2 separate regions of the Homo sapiens genome follow, and region 2 is linked to region 1. A link is a loop called in an ENCODE intact Hi-C map of the cell type or tissue named here. Cell type or tissue: CD4-positive, alpha-beta T cell. All regions are shown on one strand.

What was found. A loop is a pair of places that touch in the nucleus more often than their neighbours do. Peaks named below come from ENCODE experiments on the same cell type or tissue, not always from the same donor. Only the 100,000 strongest peaks of a DNase experiment are listed, where the experiment ranks them.
Region 2: it touches region 1 in a loop (4-fold over the local background); 5 of 110 quality-filtered maps call a loop at or near these places.

What each region holds. Positions count from the first base shown.
Region 1 is chr3:15,435,831-15,443,830 of GRCh38, forward strand. It overlaps EAF1 (ELL associated factor 1), which reads left to right. Exons shown (of 6, transcript NM_033083.7): 5 at 512-745; 6 at 3,279-6,783. The coding sequence ends at 3,325. Among named protein-coding and RNA genes, the nearest start is that of EAF1, 12 kb to the left of the region's middle. In CD4-positive, alpha-beta T cell, no CTCF peak of the experiment used is centred here; DNase peaks (open chromatin) are centred at 3,351 and 5,301.
Region 2 is chr3:14,661,365-14,669,364 of GRCh38, forward strand. It overlaps CCDC174 (coiled-coil domain containing 174), which reads left to right. Exons shown (of 11, transcript NM_016474.5): 5 at 166-343; 6 at 3,664-3,759; 7 at 5,441-5,583; 8 at 6,060-6,154; 9 at 6,685-6,817. It overlaps LOC124906215 (a long non-coding RNA gene), which reads right to left and starts at 4,698. Exons shown (of 3, transcript XR_007095827.1): 1 at 4,273-4,698. In CD4-positive, alpha-beta T cell, no CTCF peak of the experiment used is centred here; no DNase peak of the experiment used is centred here.

The DNA of each region.
Region 1 (8,000 bases):
GCTGTCTGGTTTTCATTTTTCCAGAGTGGCTTGGAAAATTCATTGACTTCTACCTAGGTGTCACTGCTGGTTAGAGGTAAATCCAAAACAAGCACTCAGACCTCCCAACTCCTAGTCAAATATTTTTCAACCACTTTACATAATATTTGTCTTCTCTTATGTGGGAATTATGGTTTTATCCCATAGTTCATAATATTCATAATTTTTCTTTTAGTAGATAAAGGCAAATGGACTTAATTCATTTCTTACACAGAACAGCCATTATTCTGAAACAGTCTTGCTTTTTATTTATTTTGAGTGAATTTAATGTTTCCATTGTGTCTCTGGAAACAGGCTGTGTTTTTGTTTTGGTAATTTTGTTTGTACATTTTTTAAGGTATTGAGAAGTAGGACTTTGTTTTAAATTATTTCTTATTGCTGTTGGTTTTGCTGATTTACTATTTATAGAAGCTCCAATGCACTGCCTTGAAAAGGGCTGCTGTGCTGATCCATGTCATATCCTTTATTCCAGAGCTGAGGGCTGAAGTTGACATTATTGAACAAATGAGCAGCAGCAGTGGGAGCAGCTCTTCAGACTCTGAGAGCTCTTCGGGAAGTGATGACGATAGCTCCAGCAGTGGAGGCGAGGACAATGGCCCAGCCTCTCCTCCGCAGCCTTCACACCAGCAGCCCTACAACAGTAGGCCTGCCGTTGCCAATGGAACCAGCCGGCCACAAGGAAGCAACCAGCTCATGAACACCCTCAGTAAGTGTGTACTCCTTTTTATGGCTGAGAGAGGGCCATAGGTGCAGCTTCTATTTATCCTGTGCCAGAACTTACAAACCTAAAGATGTTTAAGGCATGGGAGAGGATCTTGTTAAAAATAGTTTGGAGCAGAAAGGTGTGAGTTACTAAACAGTAAAAAAGGGAAATGAGATGAAAAATCTGTTCTTTCTATTTCTATTCCCCACTGGCTCATACCGGTGTTTGTGAATTCTAGAAAACACTAAAACATGAACAGATAGGCTGTTTTTGCTTTTATACCAGACTTTCGGGGAGCTACCTGCCACCATACTGCTCTCTGCCCATTGGTCTTTTTTCTGGAGACAGAGTCTCACTCTGTCGCCCAGGCTGGAGTGCAATGGTGCAATCTCGGCTTACTGCAACCTCCACCTCTCGGGTTCAAGCGATTCTCCTGCTTCAGCCTCCCAAGTACCTGGGATTACAAGCATGTCCCACCACACCTGGCTAATTTTTGTATTTTTAGTAGAGATGGGGTTTTGCCATGTTGGCCAGGCTGGTCTCCAACTCCTGGCCTCAAATGATCTGCCTGCCTCGGCCTCCCAAAGTGCTGGGATTATGGGTGTGAACCACCATGCCTGCCTATCTTGAACTTTTATAAAAAAGAATCCACTGTCCCCAGACAGTGTGGTGGCTTTTTTTTTTTTTTTTTTCCTTCAGACAGAGTCTTGATCTGTTGTCCAGGCTGGAGTGCAGCGGCATGATCCTTTTTTTTTTTTTTGGTAGAGACAGGGTTTCGCCACATTGCCCAGGCTGGTCTCAAACTCCTAGACTCAAGTGATCCACCCACCTCGGCTTCCCAAAGTGCCGAGATTATAGGCATGAGCCACCATACCCAGCCATTTTTAAAATTTTCTGTAGAGACAAGGTCTCACTGTTTTGCCCAGGCTGGTCTTGAACTCCTCCTGGGTACAAGTAATTTCCCCAACTGCCGAAGTGCTGTGATTAAAAGCATGAACCACCATGCCTGGCCTCGGTGTGTTTTAATGCAGTTGATACTAAAGTAAAACAGGAAAACAAGAACAAAAATTTATTTGTTTTGAAGGTGAACAGAGGGCTAATTTTCTATGCTTTTCTCTTTTTGGAACCCTGATGAATGTTCTCTCTTGGTACACCTTCCTTTAAGGAAGTTGGAAGGTCTAGAGGTAACAGTGGGGAAGTTAACCTAGTTAATCCAACTATTGTGGACCAGGCAGAGATAATCTCAACCTCAGCACTATGGGCAGTTTGGGCAAGATAAGTCTTCTTTGTGGGAGGTTGTCCTGCACATTGTAGGATGTTTAAGAGCATCCCTGACGTCTACCCACTAGATGCCAGTACCAGTCTCTTCCCACCTCCCCAGCCCCATGACAACCAAAAATATCTCAAGACATTGCCATTATATGCCCCATCTTTAACATAGAGACTGAAGTATATGAAGAAAATCTGGCATTCTAGGTAGTTAGAAAAGGGGTGACCTCAGGATCAGACCCCCCTGAAAGGGTTTCATGGAACCCCGAGTCCTCAGAATAGACTTTGAGGAGAACTGGCCTAGAGATTAGCAATTTGGAAATAAAGAAAATCACTTTTGCTACAAGTGGTATCAACTGGGGTTCTGTTATATGTATTCCTATTGTATTAGATTGAAATGTTAAGTAATTATATTCTTCTAAATTCTGCCTAGTAAACAGGAATCTGGGGTTTTGTAAAGCACGTTAGTTCAGATTTGAAATTTAAGATAACGTGACTATCCTGGACAGAGGTGTGCCAGAGCAGATACTGCATTAGCATATTACTGGTGTTAACAGTATTCACCTTTCTTAATGGGAAGCCTACCGGATATTTTCTTAAGTTGCCTTTATAAAGCAACTTAATGTGATCAGTTCTTCCGAATGGTGATCAGTTATTTTAAATATTTTCTTTTTTTTTTTTTTTCTTTTTTCTTTTTTTCCTTGAGACAGTCTCACTCTATCGCCCAGGCTGGAGTGCAGTGGTGCAATCTTGGCTTACTGCAACCTCCACCTCTTGGGTTCAAGCGATTCTCCTGCTTCAGCCTCCCAAGTACCTGGGATTACAAGCATGTCCCACTACACGTGGCTGATTTTTATATTTTTAGTAGAGATGGGGTTTCGCCACGTTGGCCAGGCTGGTCTCCAACTGCTGGCCTCAAATGATCTCCCTGCCTTGGCCTCCCAAAGTGTTGGGATTACAGGCGTGAGCCACTGCGCCCAGACATATTTTAAATATTTTCTTGCTATTTATTAAACCATTTAAAAGTTATCCAGCTTACTTCTCCTTTGCTCTACCCTAATATGCAGTATTGTTGTGCTTTGTAGATAACCAAAAGCACCATTTTGTTTCAGTGAGCCAATTTGATTTTCTTCCCTAAGTTGAATTAACAAGGTTTTACTGTAGTGTGATAGCCAAGGCAATTAACAAAAAATTATGAGGAAGTCATTTTTAAATTCTGTACTTTTGTTTGATTCTATGATTTTACTTTATTTTTTTTTTTAAATAGGAAATGACTTGCAGTTGAGTGAGTCTGGCAGTGACAGTGATGACTAGTGCTGGATCTTTCGAAACCTACTTTTTGGTGCACAAACATGCCGCAAGACTGAGCTACTTTGGCGTGGAGTCCATTGCAAGAGGAAAATGTTATGGATCAGTGACTGTAGTAGGAGTTTGAGGCTCTGGAACTCTCACATATTCAAGTCTTTAACTTAGTGGTGATGGGTGATTTTCTCGTGTCATTTTTGAACAATCTCATCTTTCAAAGTTTAAGTAGACCTGTAGAAGAGCTAACAGAATTATATTTCTATTTAGTTAAAATTGTTAATGAAAAACAGATAAATGTGCCCTGGTCTAAGTTACTCAAAGGCCATATCTTCACCAGGCCAGAGATTCAGTTTTAAACCTCAGCAGCCATCAGTTTGGCCAAGTGGTTGGTACCAGTGGAATGAAGTCTTTGATGGGTAGGAGAGAGAGGGAAAACCTCAAACTACATCATAGAAGTATGTTAAAACCACTTTAAATTGTTGACACAAAGTGGTAAGGAAGTTTTGTCTGACTCAGCCTGACAAGCCTGGATAGAAATGGACCTCAGAATACAGAATGGAGTCCTTGAGTGTCAGTTGGTGAGGACCATGGAGTCCTGCCAGCTCAACCTGTCATTTACAGACTAAGAAAGGGAAGTACACACCTGGCTTGTGGCCAGTCTCCTGCCCCCTCTCTGGGCTTTCCTCACTGTTCTCTCCCTTGAATCTCATTTGTAGGAATCAAGAGATTCCTATACATGGGACTTTTAGATGTACATTGGCACTTGGATTAGATTCCAAAAGACAAAAGTGTTGGGTGCTTCTAGCTTGAATTCAGTCCCTAAATACATGAGGCTGGGTGAGCAGATGAAACCGGTAGCCACTGTGCTGATGCATGTGACTCCATTCAGTTGGGGATTTTGGTTCCATGTGGATCCATACTAAGTATTCTTCAGTCAGTGGATTTTAGCAAGGGGAGGTAGGAGTGGAAGAGAGGTGTGAAGAAACCTCTCCGAACAAATGAACCAGCAGTAAGTTTCTAAAAATCAGAATCTAGATAGAAGTTCTGCAATATGAAATGAGCACATTCTTTGATAAGGCGTATCTATTCATGCTTTTGTACCACTGTTTTGTACCTGACTCCCTGACCGATTTGTATTTTTTATATACAACTAGAAGGAAGTCACAAGATTGCCTTCTACAGTGTGCCATTTCCAAATGGATCTGTTGTTGGAGGAAACTGGTTGCTAGTCAATGTTCTATATTTAATGAATGTGTGATAAATCATCCTGTAATCAGTATGGAGTAACCTGTTTTTGTAGTTTGGATGAATATGTCCTGAGAAATTTCCATCCACTTTGGTTCAGCGGACATCAAGGTAGTAATAATAATTTTTCCTCCACAGGTCCCTCCACTCATATGGCCTCTCCCTCCCCAGCTAGTGGAGGGGAAGCAGTCTGGACTTAGAAAGGAAATAGGTGGTCTGTCATAGGGGCTTTCATTAGAGTTAAACTTCATAGAGTCAACTGTTTCATCATCATAGTGAGCCCAGAGAGCCACTGCCCAGCAGCATGCTCACACCACCTACCCTAGTGTAGGTAATAGGTCTACGCTAGGACCCCGTGCTGGGCTCTCAGCCCATCATGAGATTTTGGTGGATTTAATGGCAGGTAGGAACTTATTTATAGTGGATTGATAATTGCTTTATAATTCCTTGGTAATGACAGCTCAGGGAAGGTTTCACAAGGTCATGATCAGGAGACTTGAATTGTTACTGGATGTAGGAATTGTTTCACTGCTCTTAACTTGCTCAAACTGGGGCAGGTTCCAGGAACTTGAACTAAAAATATCTATTTAAGCCTCTCTCTCTTTCTCTCCTCCCCAACTTTTTTCTGAAAGCCTTGATTTCTGTAGACAGAACTATGGTTTTTGGCATGTTGGGTCAAGACGTGTTTCTATAGGAAATGCTTGCACGTGGCACTGGCTTGGTGAGTCAAGCTTCCTGAGCTTCAGACCGTTTGTCCTGTCATCTGTCCTGCCCAACACTGTATGGTTTTTCTCTAGCACGGCTTCAATTTTGTTCTCTGCACAAAGCCTTTGGTGGTTCTGCCCTCTGCCCTCCAGCTTTACCCACCAGAGTAAGCAATCTTTTCTTTTTAGAAATCAAGAATTTGGCTTCACAGATGGCTTCTCACAGATGCCCTCCTGCCAGCCAAACCGGACTTGTTCTTCCTGCCTCTGTGCCTTCTCTCATTCTCCTTCTCTCCCTCCATACCCCACTTTTGAGGTTCTGTGGGTACCATCTTTGTGGACTCTTGTCTTTTTTTTCAACCCACATGGAGTGCCCTGTGTGTACATACTGACCTTTTTTTTTTTTTTTTTTTTTTGCTTGAACTCTGGTCGGTATGAGCTCCTTAAAAGCAGGTACTGGGCTGGCTGTGGTGACTCATGCCTGTAATCCCAGCACTTTGGGAGGCTGAGGTGGGAGGATTGCTTGAGTCCAGGAGTTTGAGACCAGCCTGGGCAACATGGCGAGACCCTGTTTCTACAAAAAGAAAAAGGGAAAAAAAAAGCAGGGACTGTCATTCTCATCTCCTCCCTGGGGTATCCACAGGAATGGACATTCAAATGGTTGTAGCCTGGTGGGGTAGAAGGCAGAGAAGACTACCCAGCCAGTGAAGTGCAGAGGATAGACATAGGAAAACATTCCAGGCATTTGGAGACAGCTGAAAGTATCCATGCTGACTTTCATGATTTAGAAGTCTTTAACTGAATTATTAAAATTGCCTTTTTTTTGTGCTGTACAATGTCTACTGTACTGTGGGTCATTTAGATGAGATGAAAAACTTAATTAAATCTGAAGTGTCAGAGGCGCTTAGTAAGCCTTAGTAAAGTTGTGATTGAAGAAACTTAATACAAATGAACTAGAGGTTTGTAATCATGCCACTCACTAACGATTTTATTTCTGTAGCAGAATCATTTTTTCTATGTAAGGTGTTAATGTGTGTGTATGTGCTTTGGTTGTAGGAAAACTTGAAAATTCCAAAATCCTTATTTTCCTATTTGAGAGGCTGGTTCAGCAGGGTGTGTGTGTGTGTGTGTGTGTGTGTGTATGAATGGTATATTTATTACATTATTTTGAAAGAGAATTAGTGTGTTATGTGGATAATGTTATATACAGCCAAAGTGGATGTTTCTATTTGGCAAGGAAGGTAGGATTTCTGAAACTCAGGCCTTAACCAATAGGTTGGAAGACAAGACCAATTGAAGAGTTAGGAAATGTGAGTTTTTGTTACTTCTGTTATTCCAGTCTTGGTTTCATTGTCTCATTCTTTATTTTTAAAATCTTGTGCCTAAAAGTTTTTTTGCTTAATTATGAAGTAGACATGCATGTTTACATTTATGTAAAATATTTGCTGTGTAAAGTATTTTTTGTTTATTCTCTTAAAAGATCACTATATTTAAATAAAAGTGAAGGTCAGCAACACATTTCTTGTCTTGGTGGGTTTCATTTTCTTTTAGAAATCAATGAGCAATATAGGGTTCTTTTAAGAACCTTCTGTGCTTAAGCCTAAATAGCTAACTAAATGGATTCCTTTTTAATTTGGTGTTTATAATCATTAGGAAGTATACCTCAGCTTTTAAAAGGTGTGACATTCAAAACTGAAGGACGAACTTCAGTTTTTAAAAGGTATGAAGTTCAAAACTGAATTACATCTGAGGCCATTTTACTTGGTCTGAGAAGGAGGGCTTAGTTTGGGTCTGAGAACCATGCAACAGTTAAACTGAATCCCTAGACATATCCTATTGTCATTTTAGTTTACCAGATTCCTTCTGCCTGGAATGCTATGCCACACACACCTCTGACTCCCAGCTGACATTTGGCTAGAAATCCTGACCTCCTGCTTCCATTCTCCACTTCTGCTTCAGCAGTGCTCACATTTACCTGTGGTCTTGGCTCCTCTGCTAGACTGTATAAACTTCTAGGTAGGCAGTGGCCATATTCCTTTTTAATTCGCTGTAGTGTCTCTAATGGGTGCTCAATATATTTGGATTGAATTAAATTACGTGTTAAGTCTAGAAATCCTCTGCTACTTAATTCTGCAATGTGCTTGTTCCCTCAGATGGTAATAGGAGTTAGACTTGAACCATCTCAGTGGGGAAGTGGTGGTGTCCATCACTGAAGGGAGTTTTATCTTCAGTTAACTATTGCCACTGTAATGTTCTGTAACAAACCATCCCAAAACTCAATGACTAATAAGCATTTATTTTGCTCACAAGTCTGAGTTGGCTTTAGACTGGCCTTAGCTGGACAGTTCTGGTCTTGATTGGCTCCCTCATAGGCCTGGCAGTTGACTGAGGTTCAGCTGATCTAGGATGGCTTTGGCCAGCAGAGTGGGGGCAACAGCTCTGCTCCATGTCATCTCCACCAGCCTAGCCTGGGCATGTTGTCATGGCAAAGGCAGAGAGGTGTAAGAGTAAGAGAGGAACCAAAATACTTCTGTCACAATTGCTAAGACATCATTGGCCAAACCAAGTTAGAGAGCTAAGTTCAGAATGAAGGGGTGGGGAAATCCATTCCCCAAAATTGATGGGAGGAGTTGAAAAAGAGATTGGAAAGGGTGTAGATACAGGGAGGTGGGAAGAATTGTGGCTATTAATGCCATCTATTACATTCACATGCCCTGTGACTGCCATGTTTGAGA
Region 2 (8,000 bases), 770 kb before region 1:
TTCCCAAGGTAGCTGTGTGTCTTTGTAAACATTTGGGGAGTGGAGGCATTGGCTGATGAGCTGTCAGGGGTGATGGGGCCACCAGGCAATGAATGTGACTGCTTCTTGTCCATTCCATGTGTGATTTTCCTTTTTGATGTCTGAAAACTGATTTTTATGTCCTAGATGAAGAAGTAGAGGATATGTACCTTGTGGATTTCACACAGAAGATCATAGACAAGCGCAAAGAAATGGAGGCATCTGGTGCCCATAGAGATTCTCAAAAGGCAGGAGAAAGGGACGACGATGAGGAAAACCTTCCTGAGGGAGAGATCCCTCCTCCCCAAGACCCCAGTGAAGAATGGTTGGTAACATCATGGATTAGCTCAGAGGAACATCCTCAGACTTGCGCTGACATTTTGGGAGTGATTTTGTTGGGTTGTTATCGAGCCATTTCTCTTTATTCTTCCTGGGTGTTCTTTTGAGACTTCCCTTTAAGTTAGGTTGGATTAGGTTATTATAGTTGTAAAAACAGTAGCTCAAATGAAGACATAATTACAATAATTACAATAATTACATATAATTACAAATACTGACTGGGCTTCTGCTGTGTGCCCAGCTCTGTGCCAGGCCGAAGGAAACCCAGTGCCTGGCAGACTTGGCTTGCCTGGCTCACTAACATGAAACAGTGAGGGCAGAGCGCCTTCCTTTTGTACCTGTGCTGCTGCCTTACCCGTGTTCTTGTTCTGACATGGTGGAGAGCTGTCATCTAGGAGAAGGAAGCCGGCAGAGGTGGCACAGTGTGTTTTACTCCGCCTGTGACATTGTTTGGCACTGTGGTGTGGACTCGTGGGCCTTGGATGGTTCCATCTGCACCTTTTACTGGCTGTATGATCTTAATCAGGTTCCTTAGTCTTTGAGGCTCAGGATCTTCCATTATAAAATAGAGATTATAATGCCTCATTCCCATGGCCCTTTGCTTTAACACCCCCCCGCCCCCCTTCAAGAAGTAAGTGTTCCAGGCTACACAAGAAAGTGCAGCCTGTGGAGTATAAGCAGGCATTTTGTAAACTTTTATTATTGTCATTTTCCTGAATTTTGCCTATATGTAGATGAATGATAGAAGAACCAAACTCGTCTTTTCCTTAAAGAGACTTTGTATCAATAAGTAGAGAGACCAGAATGGGAATTCTGTTACAATGATTTTTTTCTACCTAAGATATTATTGTTTGGAAACTGTTCAGCAGTGCTTGAAATTGCTGAGAGCTGTACTGATGCTCTGACAATTTCCTGGGAACCCATCCTCTTGCCTTTGGGATTCTTCTTATCCTCCTTTCAAGGCTCAAATGTCCTCCTTGTGGTGGGCATTTGTTAGGAACTGCTCAGGACTCTTTGTAGCAGGCGTTCATCTTTTGTCAGCCTTTGGCCTTGTGGGCAGTCATTGATGAGCTGAAGAGAGCAGTCCCAGCTACTGTGGATGGCAGAGAAACTGCATCTTCATTCTACTGAGGGTGTCCATGTTGGTTTAGAAATAACATTCTCATTGGGATAAAACAGGTATCTTTTTACCTACTGTCTTAAAAACTTAGATCTAAATAGTTTGATACCATTTGGAACAGGTGTCAGCCTGCAAGCTATAAGAAACCAAAAGAGAAGAACATGCAGTCTCTTCTTTTGGTGTCTTTCTTCATCATTTCTTTCTTTCTTTTTTATTTATTTGTTTTTGAGGCAGGGTCTCCACACTCCGTCACCCAGGTGGGAGTGCAGTGGCATGATCATGGCTCATCACAGCCTCGACCTCCTGGGCTGAAGCAATCCTCCTGCCTCAGTTTTTAATTTTTTTTGTAGAAACAAGGTCTCACTATGTTGCCTAGGCTCTTCTTGAACTCCTGGGCTTGAGCAATCCTCCTGCCTGGGCCTCCCAAAGTGCTGGTATTACAGGCGTGAGCCACCACGCCTGGCCTATCATTTCTAATGTCTAAGTGATTGCTCCCTCATCTGAAGTCAGGTAGCACTTAATATACTTCCTGCTCTTCGGGTATTACCTTTTATTTATTACTGACACATACTAGGCCTCATTATCAGAAAAAGATTTTAGCAAACTTTTGGTAGTCTTTACGTACCCAGTGTTGTTAATAAGCGTTTCATGGGTGTGTGCCTTAACTTCCCTAGACCCTTGGAAGATGGCATGGCTGTTAGCCCTCTTGTATTACTCTCCTTGCCTGGGGAAAGCTTTGTTTGCCTGCAGGGGTTGCTCAGTGGGTGATTGCTGATTAGATGGAGCCGTGGCTGACTACTGTCTTGCCTCTTCTATTTAATGAGATCTGTATGTTTTGGAGGCCTTCTCCAGAAACAGAATGGTCTATGATTGCTTTTCATAGCAGAAATCTCATCTCCTTTGAAAGGTCTAATGTCTTTTTAAAAATTTTTGCTTATTAATGCCTGTGTGATTACAAGCAATTTGCTAGTGATTTGAAGAGTTTGGAGGGCAATTGAAGGTGTCACATGCCACCATATGGTGAAGGAAGACGCTCTGCAAGCAGTTCTGACACATTTTTTTGTTTTTAAATTAAGCTCCAGAATTGTAATTGCTTGTAAAATCCTTTTGATAGTTAAATTCCAGGTGGTAGAAAATCTTTCCGTAAAGATACTGTAAATAATTACACAGACCATCTGGCTAGATGGTTTTCTTCCCCCATCCATTTGGGGGGAAAAAAAGGAAGAAAGAAACTGCTTGCTGCAGTTGGAGGTTTTATTTCTTGTGATAATCAGCTTCAGTACTAGAGTAAACACTCAGTTTTTAAATCACAACTAACAATTGAAATCAGCATTGCTTGAGAGGAAAAAAAATTGCTAACAAAAGCAAAGCCACATACCTGCCAAATCTGACCTTGAATTGGTCTGCCAGCTAGTACTTATTGGACCTTACTGTGTATTCGGTACCCTGCTAAAGGCTCTAGGAGGTTCTCTGCCCATAATTTAAAAAGTAAAATATCTGTTGCGTCATAATACAAATGAGATGTTTTTCATGAACATCTGTCCGTATTTTCCATTGTAGGAAGTCAGAATATTTCACTTTGCCTTGCTATCTGCCTGGCTTAGCTGTCTGACCACTGTCTAGTTTGAGCAAAGATGAGGAGAGAGGTATGGTGTTTGGCTTCCTCCTAATTAAGAAGAGTCCAACTCTGAAAAATACTGTGCATTTCTTACATTAAGAGTTTGCTAATACATTGGGTAGAATTATACCAATTAGAGGAAATAAGAGAAAGAATAAAAAGTCAGACTTGAAGACTGTGAGGAAATGAGCAAGTTGAGAATCTCAGGCACAAGGCAAAGTTATTAAGATACTGATAAAATGTCTGGAATTGTCTCAACTAGGTTAAAGTAAGTTCGTAGATGCTGCAGCAAAATTCCGTGTGGGTGATTTATCTGTGAGATCAAAGGCATAAATGATCAAAATTATTGTTAACAGTTTCTAAAACTAATATTTAATAAGGGGCACAATGAGCTTATTGTGTGTCAGCTTTAAAAAGCATATTCCTATCAGTGGTAGTGGTCTCTGAGGTTGGGGGCTCTTCTTGGTAGTGAGGCCTATCTTCCCCCTTCACTGTTCACCTACTCCCTGACTTAGGGGCTTGTACATGTGTACAAGTCCTTCTTCACATCTTTTTGCTTTCATTTCAGGGTGGATTACGTGGACTCTTTGGGGCGTTCCCGGCGCTGTATGAGAAAGGATTTGCCAGATCTGCTGGAGATGGATAAAAATCTTCAGGGGAGACTGTAAGTGTGTGTGGTATACAGAGCTCTGCCAAGGTCTGAAATGCAGCCACAGGGATTGTTTTGTGAGGGGAGGCTGTTTTATAATTAATGATCTCTGTTGCTCCAGTAAGGAGATATTGATTGATTGATTGATTGATTGAAGCACTTTTTAGTGGTTAGCATGCACATACACACATAATCCACACTTGGGGAACAACCTGACTGGTGGATGAGTAGAGCTGTCTCTTTTACTTGGAAGGATGTCTGACAACAGAGTAACAGAATAAACCCAAACGAAACCAGCAAACCAGGCTTTGTGGAGACAAGTGGTTTGAGAATATACACTTGATTATCCCACAAACAAGTGGCTCTAGGGAGAGAACTTACTCACTTTTTCTTTATGTATCATTGCATTTTTGAAGTAAGGGCCTTATAACTAGATTTTTCAGCAGGGCCTAAGACCTAAGACATAACTCTAAAACGTAAGACCTAAGAGATAACTCTGAAACATCCAGGGGAATAAATTCCTCTTACCATAGGAACTTTTATGTGAAAAGTGTTGGGAGAAACTCCACCTTGTCCAAGTCCTGCAGGTTCAGGCATCCAGCACATAGCCTTTGGCTTGGCATAAGAAAGGGAGAATGGAGGCTGGGCGCGGTGGCTCACGCCTGTAATCCCAGCACTTTGGGAGGCCGAGGCGGGCGGATCACAAGGTTAGGAGTTCGAGATCATCCTGGCTAGCACAGTAAAACCCCGTCTCTACTGAAAATACAAAAAAAAAAAAAATTAGCCAGGTGTGGTTGCGGCCGCCTGTAGTCCCAGCTACTCAGGAGGCTGAGGCAGGAGAATGGCGTGAACCCAGGAGGCAGAGCCTGCAGTGAGCCAAGATGACGCCACTGCACTCCAGTCTGGGCTACAGAGCGAGACTCCGTCTCAAAAAAAAAAAAAAAAAAAAAAAGAAAGAAAGGGAGAATGGAAACCTTTGAGCCTCTCAGGGCCCAGCCATCTGCAAGGACAGGAGACACCACTCAGGCCACAGTGCTAAGCAGTTTTCATGTCCCCAGATGAGAGACCATCCACAGGAGGAGACCCAGAGTTCCTCCTCCCTGCCTGGGCCACCTCCCATCTGGTCAGCCCAGGACCTGGGTGGAAGGAAAGTTTTTTGTCTTGAGTGCTCAGGCAAGATTCCGTCAGGCTAAGGTAACAAGTCTGGTGCTTGAGTAAGAAGGGTGAAGGCTGGCCGGGCGCAGTGGCTCATGCCTGTAATCCCAGCACTTTGGGAGGCCAAGGCAGGCGGATCTCCTGAGATCAGGAGTTCAAAACCAGCCTAGCCAACATGGTGAAACCCTGTCTCTACTAAAAATACAAAAATTAGCCAGATGTGGTGGTGGGTGCCTGTAATCCCAGCTACTCGGGAGGCTGAGGCAGGAGAATCTCTTTAACCTGGGAAGCCGAGGTTGCAGTGAGCCGAGATCGTGCCACTGCACTCCAGCCTGGGCGACAGAGCAAGACTAGTCTCCAAAAAAAAAAAAGGCGAAGGCTGTTTTATTGATTTTCCAGCAGTCTTGTGGGTCAGAAGCCTCTGTAGTTCCCTGTTTTCTTTATCAAATAGTGTTACTTATGCATGATGCAACTGACTGTACTTAAACACTGATATCTCAATCCTTATCTGAAGATAGTTTTTGCTCTGTTTTCCTGCTAGTTTTATTAGTCCTGCTAATGAAAAAACCCTATTATCTGAAGATATGAGAAAAGAACTTCAGCGCCAGCAATGGGAGGAAGAAGAAAGAGAGGCCCTGAAGAGGCCCATGGGGCCCGTACATTATGAAGACATTCGGGAAAATGGTATGACTATTTTCTTGCAGCTTTGCAAATCTTATTTTTAACCTTAAACTGATGGCAAACATAAAGGGAAGTATTCATAAAGCAATAGCTTTTACATGGAAATTAAAGATCCTGCTTTGGAAATAGAAAATATCTCCTTTGTTCACTTCATAGCCTTAAAATACTCACATTTGGGAATATCTTCCTGACAGAGGGTCTGGTAATCCAAGGGATTGTTCCCTGAGAGAAGTGGAGACAGCCCATGGCTGAAAGCAAACGAACCCTTGTTATGCTTCCCTTGGCAAACAGGACGAAAACTTGGTCTAACTTTTGTGTTTCTTTGGTTTTTTGTTTCTTCGCTTAGCTGTTTTCTTTTTCTTTTTAAAACTTGTGCCAAATATCACTGTGTTTCTTTTTGCTTTGGTAGGAAATGTGGCTTGAGTGTAGTTGAATGATCAGGACAGTCTGATCTTTTGGGTAATTCATACTTCTTTCAGAGGCCCGGCAACTTGGTGTTGGGTATTTTGCCTTTGCCCGAGACAAAGAGTTGAGAAACAAGCAGATGAAAACCTTAGAGATGCTGCGTGAACAGGTACAGATAAATCCCAAGTGACTGTGAGGAAAGATGTGAGCGCTTGGTTTCTTGCTGGACCATACTGCAGAAAAATCTAGTAAATTAGTTAGAAATTAAAATTGATATTCAGAATTGCATAAAGGTAGTTGCCATACTATTTTTGTGTTTCAAATTTTATAACTGCTCACAAGTAACCTGTGTAACTTTGATGTTTTAAATCTGGTCCCAAATGTGGTACTTTTGGGGTGGCTTGGATGGGAAAATAGAAAGTTACTTAAAGGATTAAGGTGTAGGACGGAATGGGTTGGTTTTCTTGAGTGTTAAGGCTTGCAAGATGCTCTGTGAACTCTTATGAAACTTTGTAAGACATCAGAGGGTTCATAGGAGAGTACTTCATAGGGCTTCATTGTGAGGATCTCAAGGACAGCTTCTTAGAGGTGGCCTGAAGATCAATTAACTAGTCTATTTTTAGAAGAAAATTTCATCTTTTTGGACAGGAATATTGCAAATTTGGCTTCAAGCAAATAATTTTCTGATTTTCTGTTCAGACAACAGATCAGAGAACAAAACGAGAAAACATAAAGGAAAAGCGAAAGGCTATCTTAGAGGCAAGACTTGCCAAACTTCGACAAAAAAAGATGAAAAAATCAAAAGAAGGTGGAACAGAAGAAGAAAATAGAGGTATATCATGGCTATGTTGCTGAACTTCAAAAGGGAAAATTTTATTTCCATTGATGTCTTGCTAATAGGGCTGGCAATGTGAAAATTAGCCATTTAGTTTTATATTTAAGCAAACAGTATACCTTTGAGGTACTGGCAGGAGCAATTTTTATAACCAAAGTGATGCAGAATGACATTCAATATTTTTAGGCTATAGATGAGGATATGAAGCAACAATACATTGTGTTGCATCTTAGAATGGCATAGTCTTGTAATTGAGACTTAGTAAAGAGATATTTTAAGATAAAGTTTAGCTTTGCATATATATGTTTTAGACTTAAATTTTTTGCTATTGGTTATTTTATATATATATTTAAAGAAATTTATATTCATAAAGTTACATAGTAAAAGAATTTAGAAATATGAATATCGACAGCTTGCCAAAGCTTACCAAAGAACTGTGCTCCAGAAGTTGGTGATGTGGAACTTGGAGCACGGTTCCCCTTGGAAACACTGTTAAATGCTATGTCAGACTAGCTTATTGCATGAGTTGTGGTAGTACAGGCTAAATTGCCATCAATCTAGAGACTCCTACATAGAATGGCTCAAACAAAATAGAGATCTGTTTCTCTACTTAACAACTTGGAGGTAGGTGGGTGAGTGGGTATCCAGGGCATGTGAGTAGCTCTGCCCTAGATGGTCATCTAGTCCCAGGCTTCCTCCAGGCTTGCTGTTTCTGCCATTTCCTAGAGTATTTTTCTCTTCTGCATAGTCAAAGCTTGCTCCCCTGCTCACCTGTTCATGATCCAGCCTAGGGGTAGGCAGGGAGACTGGGAAGGGGAGCCACCTTCCTTTTTAGAGATGTGAGTGGGAAGTTACATACAGCCTATGCATTTACATCCTGCTGGCCAGAGCTCAGTCCTGTGGGCCACACCTCACTGTAGGAGAAGCTGGGAAATGGCCTCTCCAGCAAGGTGGCCACATGCTCAGCTGCAACCGGGGGGCATTCTGTTACCCAAAGGAAAAGGAGGAGTGTGGGTATGAAGGGACGTATAGCTCTCCAGCTCTCACAAAGCTTATGTGAAGCCATGGGCCATTTCCTAATGTCTGAACAAAACAGACCAGAAACATTTAGGAATTTGAAAACCATCTGTTTAGTTTCAGATAAATGCTCGCTCTATAACATGTTAAGCTGTGCAGATTG